2 separate regions of the Homo sapiens genome follow, and region 1 is linked to region 2. A link is a contact called in ENCODE Hi-C data. All regions are on one chromosome and are shown on one strand. The core of a region is the stretch at or near the end of the contact, and the rest is flanking DNA. Distances in the headings are between cores, read along the strand shown.

Region 1 (6,322 bases), core at 445-2,944, 2.6 Mb before region 2:
TTGCTTGACTGAGCTGCTCATTAGTGTTGCTGATACCTTATTTCTGGGCTTCCTAGTTTCAGTGAACATGTTCTCCCATCTTGCCATTTGTCATGGCTAAAATATTCTGCATTTACAAGGATGCAAATTCATCATCTACATGTAATCTCTTTTGCATTTAGACCTGAACACGATCGTGCTGTCCAGGTAAATCATAAACTTAGATCCCTTTGTGGTGTGAAAGAAATACAAATTAGGATGGGGAAAATTAATGTTGACAGAGATCACTGATATGCTTTAAATTGCAGAGGCCCGGGTCTCAGATTGGTTTCAGAATCACAGCTATTGATAATCATTCTATAACATTATAAAGTGAGGAGGCAGTGCCTGGAAAGTGGTTTGAATTGGAGTCTAATCCCCAGTTAAGCATTTAGCTTGCAACTGTGTTGGCACAAACCAGCTAAAATTTACCATTGCTGCGAGGGGAGTGCTCACCTTGAAGGTGCTTCTGATTCTACAGAAGGCAGAGCAGACAAGCTCATTTTGCATGTTTGTCAAGGGTGTCCTTAGAGCAAAACTTGGTCTGGATTTCTTGGAATTATGGTGCTTTGTTTCTCTTGGATAGTTAACATTTTCATTTTCCTGAGTCTTGCTAAGGTGTCATTTTGTCCAAGAAGCAAGCATAAGTTGAGCTGGAGACAGGCATACACACATGTGGTGGGAACTGGGGAGAAAGATCACTATCACTCTAAGGCAGCAAGGTATACCTTTTCTTTGTCACCAGTGACAAAGTTAAATAACAACTTAAGATTCCAGTAATAACACAGGTGACAGTAGTGCTGTGAGTTGCTTCAGGAAAGGGGGATTTGATGCCAAATGCATGGTATCAGGGGAGCAATCAGCAGCCAAATGTGAAGTTATTTTTACTCAAGACAATGCTTTCTACTTTGTTTTTTTAAAAATTTCAGGATATACTCAAATATATCAAAAAAATCATGTAATTCTCAAAAATAATAATATATTTGTAGACTATATTAATACTATAGTATGCTTCTACCAGTGTGTATGGAAGGGGATAAAAATTCACATAACATCAGTGCTTTGTAAATGGGGGATCAAATTGACTAATGATCTGCTTGACACCTTTCCCCATGAGAACATCCCCAGGGTATAACTGTCAACGTCCCCAAACCCTGTGCTTTCCTAAGCTTCCTGGAAGCATTCAAGTCTGTGAATATTACTGCTGTTATGGAAAAATTGGCTTTTGTTTTTCCCCATGAGATATTTTTCCTGTCTTACTAGCATGTATGACCAGCATTTGCAGTGCATTTATCTCCTATTACCCTTTTGTTTTTCTTTTTGCTCTTACCTTTGATTCCAGAAATGTTTTTAAAATAATGGATGATAGTTAATACACAGCATGGCAGGCAGGAAAAATGAACAGCAGTGAGTTCATTTTGATAGACTATGCTGTCTGCAGATAATTTACCAGGGCAGAGTGCTGACATACACAACCCTAAAAAAAGGACTTATCCCTGTTCTTAAACCAAAATCATTCTTGAAAGTTTCCATTATTCATAAGGCAACATCTCTGAAAACTGCAGGGGGCTTTCCCACGATGATGCCTCTGAGCTAGTGGCTCTCTGGTTCAGGAGTTACAAACGAGCAAACATCTGTATTTGTGCACTTGGGGAGATTGCCAGCTTTCAGAGGACTTTACACTGAAGGCCAGCATGGTGAAACAGTTTCCTGTCCTTATTACCAAGTATTTTCCCCACCCGCTTCCATGCTCTTCTCAGTGAGTTCTGACTTCTGAGATTCTGCTCTTGCAGTTGTTTTTGTAGCTCCATTGTGTTGACTTTATTTCATCACTTTTCTGTCCTACTGCTACTGTAAACCCCTTGATGGTAGGACCACGTTTCTTTGTATGTACTGGTTTACTGGAGTGTACATTAAGTAGGCTTATCAACATTGAATTAGTTAATTAACAGCCAAAAAAGTATTTCTGGAGCTCGCTACATAGGATTTAAGTACAAATGCCTCTCAAGTATTTTTGGTCCCTGAGAGTCTTCTAGGAGAAGAAGGGTAGGGCAAGGATTTTTATGAGTCTTCTTAAAATTAGGAAGGAAATTAGACAACCAGTGTATATTTTTCCAGGATTCAACTCCACAGCATGTGGTTTTTCCAGAATCACACGGCTATAATTTGTGGTAATTGGTGGGGATTATAAAACCACAGTTATCAGCATTAATACATTTCATAGCCAGTTCCACCACAGTTGTATCTTAGGAAATTCTGATTGCAAAACTCCCCTGAGATCTGCTGAAATTACCTTTTCTTTGAAGGGCAGATTCCCCATGTCTTGATTGAGAAGGCTTTGAGCAGATGTGGTTTCAGAAGGAGTTAGTGGGGAAGCATTAGAACACTAGGTTCCCTGGACTTTTGAAGAAGTTTCACCTAGAAGCCTTATCTGACTAACCATATTATTAAAAAAAGAAAAAGTTCTGACTCCTAAGAACCATCATATCTTTCCAAATTCTGAAGAAAAAAACCAAAACAAAGCAAGATGAAACAGAATGCACCTGATTCAAGCATGCGATGTTATAAAGCCCTCCTGTGTTGGTGTTGTGCCTGTGAGCTGGCTATTTTCTTGAATGTGAAGATAATAATTTATAATGAGATGCTCAGATACATAAATACACACATGAACATACAATGCCAGCTTCCGTGTATCCCAGTAGCAAAATGAAGCAAGGAGAGCTGAGGGTTCTGCAAATAATTTGTATTCAATATACAGCAGCCCTGCCACTTATTTTGCAGGGTAGCTGATGACTGTTTACCCTAAGCATAAGCATAATGAGTCTGTTAGGAGTGACCTTTCCTGGTGATTTTGTAACCAATCTGTCTTAACCTTTTAATTCATTTTTGTTTTTTTGTTTTTTTTTTTTAGAGACAGAGTCTCGCTCTGTCGCCCAGGCTGGGGTGCAGTGGCACGATCTCGGCTCACTGCAAGCTCCGCTTCCCGGGTTCACGCCATTCTTCTGCCTCAGCCTCCCAAGTAGCTGGGACTGCAGGCGCTCAGCACCACACCCGGCTAATTTTTGTACTTTTTTTAGTAGAGACGGTTGGTATTTTTTTAGTAGGGATGATTTAATATGTCTCATCACCGTGTTAGCCAGGATGGTCTCAATCTCCTGACCTTGTGATCCACCCTCCTCGGCCTCCCAAACTGCTGGGATTACAGGCATGCGCCACTGCGCCCGGCCATCATTAATTTTCTTAAGCAAAAGAGGTCCTCCCATCCATTCTCTGTTAGCAAGCATTCATTTTATGCCATATTCGAAATATTAGTTTAGGATTTTTAATGACCATACTCCATTTATTTTCATCTTTCTTGCTGGGATCTCAGCAACCAAGTGCTCTGATTAATACGTGTGTGTGTGTGTGTGTGTGTGTGCACGTGCACATGCCTGTGCCCTCACAATTGTGTGTGGTCATTTGTTTGTTATAGGAACCTTGCTGACTACTCCAAAATTCAGCCAGGAACAGCAGCTTAAGTTGACGAAGTTTGATTTCCCATAAACTCAGGCTACTAAAACAATGGAGGGAAAATGAACCAGAAAGCCTGCAATGTAGGCGTTTTTTGGTTGATCTGCTTTTCCAGAAGCTGATTAGCACTCTAATCTCTCTCAGTGTGGTTTCATTGTTAGAGACGGAAAAAGAAAAGAGACAGGGCTTTTCTTTTTATAAAAGGCCATGTTAGTAGGGAGGGAAAGTAAACATAAGCCACATCTCTGTAGATCTCAGTTTTCCCTAATGGGCCAATTCACATCTCTTTTTAATTCTGATACCCCAGGTCTTTTCCCTTCTTTCTTTCTTTCCTTTTGTGACTTGAATTTTTCTATTAACTGCCACAGGGATCCCACATAAAATGTATAGTGGAAAGAAGATAGAAAAAGGATGAGTAATGCACAATTTCTAAGGGTTTTAGAAATCATTTGTTCTGGGGAAAAATTCATTCTCTTCTGATCTAAAAGTATAATCCCCTTCTAAGTCTCTCCTCTAAGGCTAAGCCACCCTTGAACATGAAGCAGTTCTTAACTACTGAAGCATATTCATGGAGATAAAGTGACACAGAAGGAGCCATTGCTTTCATACCTATGAGAGCCTGTGCATTTCTTATGGATGATTTAATATGTCTCATCATCAGCATGCTTTAATTGCATGTAACTGCAATTTTAAAAAGATTTGTTCTATTTTTCCTATAAAATTATATATATAATTTTAATTTTATAATTCAGTGAATATATATATATAGGTATATATATTTTCACTAAAAAATGGAAAAATACAGAAAGTTTATTTGCTAAAAGGCAAAAAATAGATAAAAAATAGGTATTGGGGGTAGGTGGTCAGAAGCTGTTAATTCCTTTTCCCCTTTTGAGACACCTTTTAGCCTTTCTTTTTCCTACTCCTCTTTCTCCCTTCCCGGGAGAATAGGACACCTCTGCTAATAGTCTATGTGAGATGTGAGGTTGCATGCTCACATGTGGCTTTGCTTCTGTGGGGTATTGAGAGGTGACAGTGTGCTGGCAGTCTTCACAGCCCTCGCTCGCTCTCAGCGCTGCCTCTGCCTGGGCTCCCACTTTGGCGGCACTTAAGGAGCCCTTCAGCCCACCGCTGCACTGTGGGAGCCCCTTTCTGGGCTGGCCAAGGCCAGAGCTGGCTCCCTCAGCTTGCAGGGAGGTGTGGAGGGAGAGGCGTGAGCGGAAACCGGGGCTGTGCTCGGCGCTTGCGGGCCAGCTGGAGTTCCGGGTGGGCGCGGGCTTGGCGGCCCCGCACTCGGAGCAGCCTGCCGGCCCCTGGCAATGAGGGGCTTAGCACCCGGGCCAGCGGCTGCGGAGGGTGTACTGGGTCCCTCGGCAGTGCCGGCCCACCGGCGCTGCGCTCGATTTCTCGCCTGGCCTTAGCTGCCTCCTCGCGGGGCAGGGCTGGGGACCTGCAGCCCACCATGCCTGAGCCTCCCCGCCTTCGTGGGCTCCTGTGCGGCCCGAGCCTCCCCAACGAGCGCCGCCGCCTGCTCCACGGCGCCCAGTCCCATCGACCACCCAAGGGCTGAGGAGTGCGGGTGCACGGCGCGGGACTGGCAGGCAGCTCCACATGCAGCGCCGGTGCGGGATCCACTGGGTGAAGCCAGCTGGGCTCCTGAGTCTGGTGAGGACTTGCAGAACCTTTATGTCTAGCTAAGGGATTGTAAATACACCAATTGGCACTCTGTGTCTAGCTCAGGGTTTGTGAATGCACCAATGGACACTTTGCATCCAGCTACTCTGGTGGGGCCTTGGAGAACCTTTATGTCTAGCTCAGGGATTGAGACACCAATCGGCACTCTGTGTCTAGCTCAAGGTTTGTAAACACACCAATCAGTACCCTGTGTCTAGCTCAGGGTTTGTGAATGCACCAATCAACACTCTGTATCTAGCTACTCTGGTGGGGACTTGGAGAACCTTTGTGTCAACACTCTGTATCTAGCTAATCTGGTGGGGACGTGGAGAACCTTTGTGTCTAGCTCAGGGATTGTAAACGCACCAATCAGTGCCCTGTCAAAACAGACCCCTTGGCTCTACCAATCGGCAGGATGTGGGTGGGGCCACATGAGAATAAACAGGCTGCCCGAGCTAGCAGTGGCAACCCGCTCATGTCCCCTTCCACAGTGGTGGAAGCTTTATTCTTTCGCTCTTTGCAATAAGTCTTGCTGCTGCTCACTCTTTGGGTCCACACTGCCTTTATGAGCTGTAACACTCACCGCCAAGGTCTGCAGCTTCACTCCTGAAGCCAACGAGACCACGAACCCACCGGGAGGAAGGAACAACTCCAGACGCGCCGCCTTAAAAGCTGTAACACTCATCTGTGAAGGTCCGCAGCTTCACTCCTGAGCCAGCAAGACCACGAACCCACCAGAAGGAAGAAACTCCGAACACATCCGAACATCAGAATGAACAAACTCCGGACACGCTGCCTTTAAGAACTGTAACACTCACTGCGAGGGTCCACAGCTTCATTCTTGAAGTCAGTGAGACCAAGAAGCCACCAATTCTGGACACAGTATTACATTAGAGGCTCAAGGTCTGGCTATGACAGGATCATGCACTCAGGTTTTTTCTATCCTGTCACTCTCATCCAAGTACCTACCTCCAAAAAACTGTGGTGACAACTCTGAGCCATGTAGTATTGTATTATGTATTATTATATTGTTTTTCTTTCTATTTATTTTTCACTCCAGTAACTGGATGGATAAACTCATACTACAACCAACATAGACATTTGTCATTCTCTCTCTCTC
Region 2 (6,378 bases), core at 1,344-3,843:
AGCACGTGGGTAGTATAAATTGGGAGCTCACACCTATGCATAGTATAGGCAGGCTAGGGGTTTTCATTTCTATAGAAGACATTTTAAAATTCATCCAGGGCCGGGATAAACCACAAGTTTCCTTCCCGCGACCCTGAGCCAATGGGGAGAGGGCTTTTTTCTATCCTCCTCTTACTAAAGGGCAGCCTTTCCAGGGTTCCAGCCTTAGGCAGAGATCTCAAGTCCAGATCCCTGTCTTTATAGAACTCAAGGCCTGAATAGATACTAACCCCAATCCCTGAGTGGGTACTCACCCCTGGTCCTTAGTCATTTGGGCTTATATTCATGTCATGCTTTTGAGTTCCCTTGACCTATCTCACACCTGGAGACCCCCTTTCTTCCCTTCCGTTGTTGATATATTTTATTCAGCCTTTCACTGTTCGAAGCAGGAGTTCCCTGACTTCTTGACTCCTCAAGTTCCCATAACTTGAATCTTTGTACTTTCCTATCTTTTAAAAAACATTTCTCGAGTTAGCACAGTGTTCTGTAGAAACGACAGGAGGGGTGTCCAATCCAGACATGAGGGTTCCAGGAAGACTTCCTGAAGGAGTAACTGCCTGTTCTGAGACAGGAAGACTGAGCATACAATTAGTCGGGCAAAATAACATGCATGTGCACTGGGGTGACAGTTTGGAGGAGGAGGTGGGGTGGCTGTGGCAGGCAGAAAGTAGAGTACATATGAATATCCAAGGGGAGAGAAAAAGCATATCATGCAAACAGCATATCAAAGAGCATATCACGTTCTGGGAAGCACAGGTTCCAAGAACTGCAAGGAGTTTTGTGTGGGACACAGAGTGAGATATGAGGCTGGTGAGATAAGCAGAGGCCAGTTCATGAACGACTTACAAGCCAGGTAGAAGGGTGGACCTTAGAACAGACAGGAACCAATCAGAACACAGAAGGTGAAATCATCAGGTTAAAAGCAAAACAAATATAATAAATATTCCTTATATAAATATACATGGCTGGTTAGAAATTGCTGAAACAACTTTGCAGACGGGATGACAATCCCAGAGGGCATTCAAGCACTAACCTTGGCATTCCAGCACAACGCTGAACTCTTAGCCCAAGGATGACAAAGCTCAGCCCAGCGCTCTTACTTCACAGAAATTTCCCCCACCTGCTTTGCGGAGGGTGTGAGTAACCCACCGGACCAACTTCTAGACATTTTGGAAATACAGCTCTTTCAAGACCGTTTCCCCAGATCGCCCCCACCACCTCCAACACACATACTGGCCCCCAAAATTCTGCCATAACCTCTTACGTAAGGAAAGAATTTGAGCAGCAGTAGAAACTTGAAAACAAAAGTACCCTGGGCCAAGGGCCAGGGAGTCTATTTTTAGAACATTTTCTCATTGCCTGTTTATCTTTCAGACTCAGCCAAAAAGTCTTCCAGGCGAGTGTTAAAGGAAAAGACGAAAAAAAGGTGATCTAAGACCAAATAGCAGTAGCAATGGTGATCATTTTGGACACTGTGTTCCAATTTCCCCAATGTGCCTTCACTGGCATTTGGTGCCCCCAAAGCCGCTTAATGGAGAATTCATTCAAACCCTGCTCTGCCTTTTGTACTGATGGTAGGATTTGGGCAGGTCAAAGGGAAGACAATAGAAGTTATGGATTTCATAAACTATTAAGCTCGACCAGAACGCTGCTGCTGCTCCTCCAGGCCTCAGTTCTCTCGTTTCTAACATAGGGGTAGTAACACTTGATCTACCGTCACAACAGTAACCAGAAACTACCGCGCCTGTCCCGTACAGTATCCGGTCACTGTTCTCCTTTGTGCCCGGTTAATCCCGGAGAAAAGCAACCATGCATTTGATTATCATAAAAGTCGGGCGCGGTGGCTCACGCCTGTAATCCCAGGCGCTTCGGAAGGCCGAGAAGGGAGTTCGAGACCAGCCTGACCAACATGGAGAAACACCTTCTCTACTAAAAATACAAAATTAGCCGGGCGTGGTGGCACATGCCTGTAATCCCAGCTACTCGGGAGGCTGAGGCAGGAGAATCGCTCGAACCCGGGAGGCGGAGGTTGCGGTGAGCCGAGATAGCGCCACCATTGCACTCCAGCCTGGGCAACAAGAGCGAAACTCCTTCTCAAAAAAAAAAAAAAACGGTAGTAAGCTATTTTAATCCTTTCAAGCTGCAAAAGAGAAAAAGGCTGGCGTTTTGTCTAGAGTTATATTTTCCTCCAAGAGACTAAATAGGTGGCCCCAGGAATTCCGCCACTTGTAAAACGCGCCGCAGAAAACTCTCCCCGACTGGTAAGGACTTAACCCCTTCCGCTCCGCGGCTTAGGACGACTTTTAAGGGCGTCCTCCCCGCGCCCCTGTCCACTCGCTCCAGTTTACTCCACTGGCCTGATTCCGTCTCTCCCAGTCACTCTCCAGTTCTGCCGTGCCGGGGAAGTTTCTGGGGGCTCACTGGGAAGGTCTTCCCGGCGGATCCTGGGCCCAACCACCGAAACCCACACGGTCCTCCTTAAGGAGCTTCCGGGGCCGCGGGTAGAGGCGGGTGTTTTGTTCTTATAAGGAGGAAAAAGTTTTTGTGACATCCAGGAAATGAGTAACTCTGAAGTTCAGTAGAGCCGGCCGCTGCAGGCCAGAAGGTGGGAGCCAGCGGGGGCATCGCCGCCCGCGCCCCTCTAAGTGCCGGGCCGCAAGCTCCACCGCAGCCGCCTGCAAGCAGCGGCGCCTCGGCCCTCGACCTGCGCGCAAAGCCTGTGCTGGAGCCGTCCTCCCGCGGCGGGGACCGGGACCGGGGACCCAAGCCAATCGTAAGTCCCAGGGCAGCCTAGTGTGCTGAAGGAAGAAGGGCGCGATGGAGAGCGCGAGCTCGGAGGAGCTGTGTCGGAGATGGCTGCCGACAGAGGGGGCGCAGGAGGGTGTGGGGAGCGCGGGCGCCTGCTCCTCCCGGGTGGGGGCTGACTTTGGAGACCCCCTTCCCTTAAAGCGCGCGTGCCCAGGCGGGCGTATTGTCTCCTCGCGGTCCCGCATCCTGTTCCCGCCGCGTCGGGGGATGCGTCCCGGGCGCTCGCTCCAGCCAGGGCTGCGGGCAGCTCCTCCTCGAGGCGCGCGCAGCCTCGGAGCCCAGAGCGGGACCACATTTTTGTTCCTAGTGGCCAGGTGACCCGTTACTTCTCACATCTGAGCAGAGCGCTACCGAAGAAAGAAAAGCCGGTTCGCCCTGCTCATTTGCTGCCCCCTTTTCCCCTTCCCCTTCCCTCCCTTCCTGTAAGGGAGGAATAGGCGTGAAGTTTTTTTTTCTCGGTTCATGGTAGTGAAGTTATGGGGCTGCTTCAGGCCGGATAAAATCCCCGCCGCTTCCTCTTTCGGGACTATTAGTGGGCCAGACCTCACGCTGTGCAGACTTGCTCTTGGGCTGCAAATAACTCTCTGCCCCTTCACCCCTAACCCCACCCTCAACCCCATCCCTGTGACTTTGCCATTCTGGCCGCCTGGTGAAGACTCCCGGGGCGGGACTCCCCATCCAAAACGCTTTCTCTTAAAAAAAGAAAAAGAAAAAGAAAAAAAAAGCCACCGACCAGGAAGGTAAAATATTTTACGGAACCAGGCAGGGGCCTCATTTTGCCTTTTGCCCCTCTGCTGGTATGAGAAAAGCACCCTTTCACAACTAGTAGAGTACCAGATACTGGTCTCATTTCACAAACAGTAGAGTACCAGATATTGGTCGCAATCTGGACTCTGGTCTTTTGGATCTAAATCGGGGTCGCGGTCTATTTTCTTGTTCTTTTTTTGGATATGACCCAGTGCTCTTGCCTTTTACAAACCGAGTCTATCTGACTGCCAGCTAAAGTTCATCTGTGGTTGGTGCAGTTTTAGGCCCAGGTGAGCCCTGAAAATAGAGTATCAGAAAAGTGGATTACTGTCTTTCCTCCTTACGAAAACAGAATAGGCTGTGTTTTTGAGTCCTCCCTCCAGCCCTCGTGCCTAAGTGGCTTTCATTGTTTGCTAATTCCCTGTATGTTGCGGCTGCTCTGGGCCATTCTGCCTTCGGATTTTCTCCACTTGTGGGTAACCATGAAGTAGTTATACTGACTCTCTGCTCTCCCTGGGTGCATTCTTCTCATGCTCAGTAAATCTACATTTTACGTAAGATAAAGTAAGCATGTGAAATTATAGCTATCTGTTTGGCAACAAAAGGAATGCAGTTTTGTTTTCGGTTTTGTTTTTTGCATGACTGAGTTCCCAAGCTTAACTTTTCCCTTTGGCATCCTGAGCTTGGGGTCCTAAGGTTGTATTTTCCTTTCACAGCTATCAGCAGAGACAGGTAGCCATCAACAGTTAGGAAAGAGTCTGGGCTGGGTGGCTGCCTGTCTTCCCAGAGCTTTGGGAGGCTGAGGTGGGAGGATTGCTTGAACCCAGGAGTTCCAGGCTTAGAGCTGGGATCACTTGGTTGGGATCACTTGGTTGGAGCTAGGATCGTGCCACTGCACTCCATCCGGGTGACAGAGTTCAGACCCTGTCTTTAACCTACCCCCCAATGCCCCGCTGCCCCCCCCCCCCCAAAAAAAAATAACTGGGCAGGAGAAGGTGCTTTCAGAGTCCAAGACTCAGGTTCCATGTTTCGAGTTGAGAGTCTGCCCCAGTAGGGTTGAGGTGGCACGGCAGCCTGTGGGGCTTTAATGGAGAATCTGCTTGGAAGGGGTGGGTGCTCCAAGTGTTCTGGGAGCTGAGAAGCAGGACTTTATTATGGATGACACCAGGCCATCCTGGACCCTTCTCTCATCCAGTCTTGCTGGGGAGGGGTACAGAGCCAGGAGGATGCTGAGAACTGTTCATGATAACCTCCAGGGCTGCTGCTAGCCTATTCAGTCCTTCGCATGAATTAGAATAAGGTGCTCTGTCTTGGCAAGAGGATGGGGCTTGATGCCTCTTAGAAATACTGGCCTTACTTGAGTGGACATAGCCAAGCCATATAGCTGGATAAGTGGCATGTGAGCTGGATTTATCCTCACCCCTCAGCCAGGTGCCTTAAGCAGTACACTGCCTGGTCCACCATTCACACAGCAGCCCTGATAAACAACCACTATTGAGGGCTTAACATTCGCCAGGCTTTTTTTTTTTTTCCCCAAAAGTACTTAGCCTGTATTAACTCATTTAATCCTCACAGTAGCCGTATGAGTTAGGTATTGTTAACTCCATTTTACAGATGAGGAAACTGAGGCACAGGGATGTTAAGTGTTCCAGAGCCTGGAAGGTGAGTCTTAATCACTGGGCATTCATAGACCAAGAAGCAACTTAAGCTTAAAAAGCTAGTTTAATTGGGAACCCTCGTGGGAAAGGGGGAAGAACAGTTGCCTTTTTCTTTCTCTGTCAAAGGAGGAAATACCCATTCTCAGTCCAGGTGGAGGAAGGAGGGGAAATTCATCTGGCAGGAGGCAGAGGAGGAAAGAAAAGAGGCAAGCCGGGCCTTGATGGCTGATGGGGAGCCTGGCCCAAGAATCAAGTGACTTTCCTTAATCTCTGGGCGGTGTGAGGTGGCAGATCCAGTTTGGGGCCTGGCATGAGGGTGATGAGTAAGTGCCCCCAGGTGTGGCTCAGAGGGAAACGGCGGTGGCTGCACGCAGGGTCCTGACCTAGGCAGAGAGCGAGTGGAAGGAGGTGAGACAACTGTCCTGACCTTCCAAACCCCTAATCCCCATCTGTGGTCTCTTGCTTCCTTGTTGAAGTCCCATTCACCCACAAATGCCCTTCTCAAGTTCGTCCAAGAACCCTTCCTGAAACTCCATTTCACAGTTCCATATACATGATCTCTTAGTTTCCACACCGTACAGCTGAGCGCTTAATTAGCTGGAACCGAGCATTTCACTATGTACTGTCGATAGGCACTTTAAACAAAATAGGCTTCTCATCAGTGAGGAAGTCAAGATGCCTCCTGGGAGGGGCCAGCTGGTGCCCAGCAGATTGCTCAGAGGGTGGTGTTTACCTGGATCACGTCACCTGTCCCAGGGCATGGCTCTTAGCTGTGCCCGCTCAGAAACCCAATTTCCATAATTTTCAGAGTGGTTTGGACTCAAGCTACTGATTCACCCTGAGAAAGCTCCCAGAAGAGGGTGTACGAATCAGAATGCTGGTTTATTAATTTGCAAGGAGACTTCGCAAACATCACACAGACTGAATGTCGTCTCTTCCCTGCGTCCTAGACAAGCCATATGGGAAACCAAAGACCAGAAGGTGGACTGCGCTTATCAAAGCTGGAGTCAGAACCAGGCAGGAGCAGCATGGGGTGAGGGTGGGGGACAGTGATGTCCAATAGTGCAGGGCTTTGTCTACCTCTGCGGCCCTCTCACCAGCAGAAAGATAGCTGCCAGGTAGACTG

Evidence for each region. Hi-C counts contacts between places; a loop is a spot of excess contacts on that map. Pooled maps may share reads with other maps.
Region 1: a pooled map shows a loop between it and region 2 (8-fold over the local background). The contact joins the enhancer-like site here to the promoter of ITPRIP in region 2. A Hi-C loop is called at or near these places in 2 of 37 single-sample maps with no recorded cell type and 3 of 50 pooled maps.

The regions. Positions count from the first base shown.
Region 1 is chr10:106,926,888-106,933,209 of GRCh38, reverse strand. The region is part of intron 2 of SORCS1 (sortilin related VPS10 domain containing receptor 1); the gene reads left to right. Among named protein-coding and RNA genes, the nearest start is that of SORCS1, 230 kb to the left of the region's middle. Within about 2 kb of position 1,694, at least 3 of the 41 ENCODE cell types and tissues checked have a DNase peak (open chromatin) inside an H3K27ac peak, as active enhancers do.
Region 2 is chr10:104,334,680-104,341,057 of GRCh38, reverse strand. It overlaps ITPRIP (inositol 1,4,5-trisphosphate receptor interacting protein), which reads left to right and starts at 2,593. Exons shown (of 2, transcript NM_001272013.2): 1 at 2,593-2,812. It also overlaps a transcript of CFAP58 not described here. RefSeq lists enhancers at 673-967, 3,716-3,915 and a cis regulatory region at 31-1,450.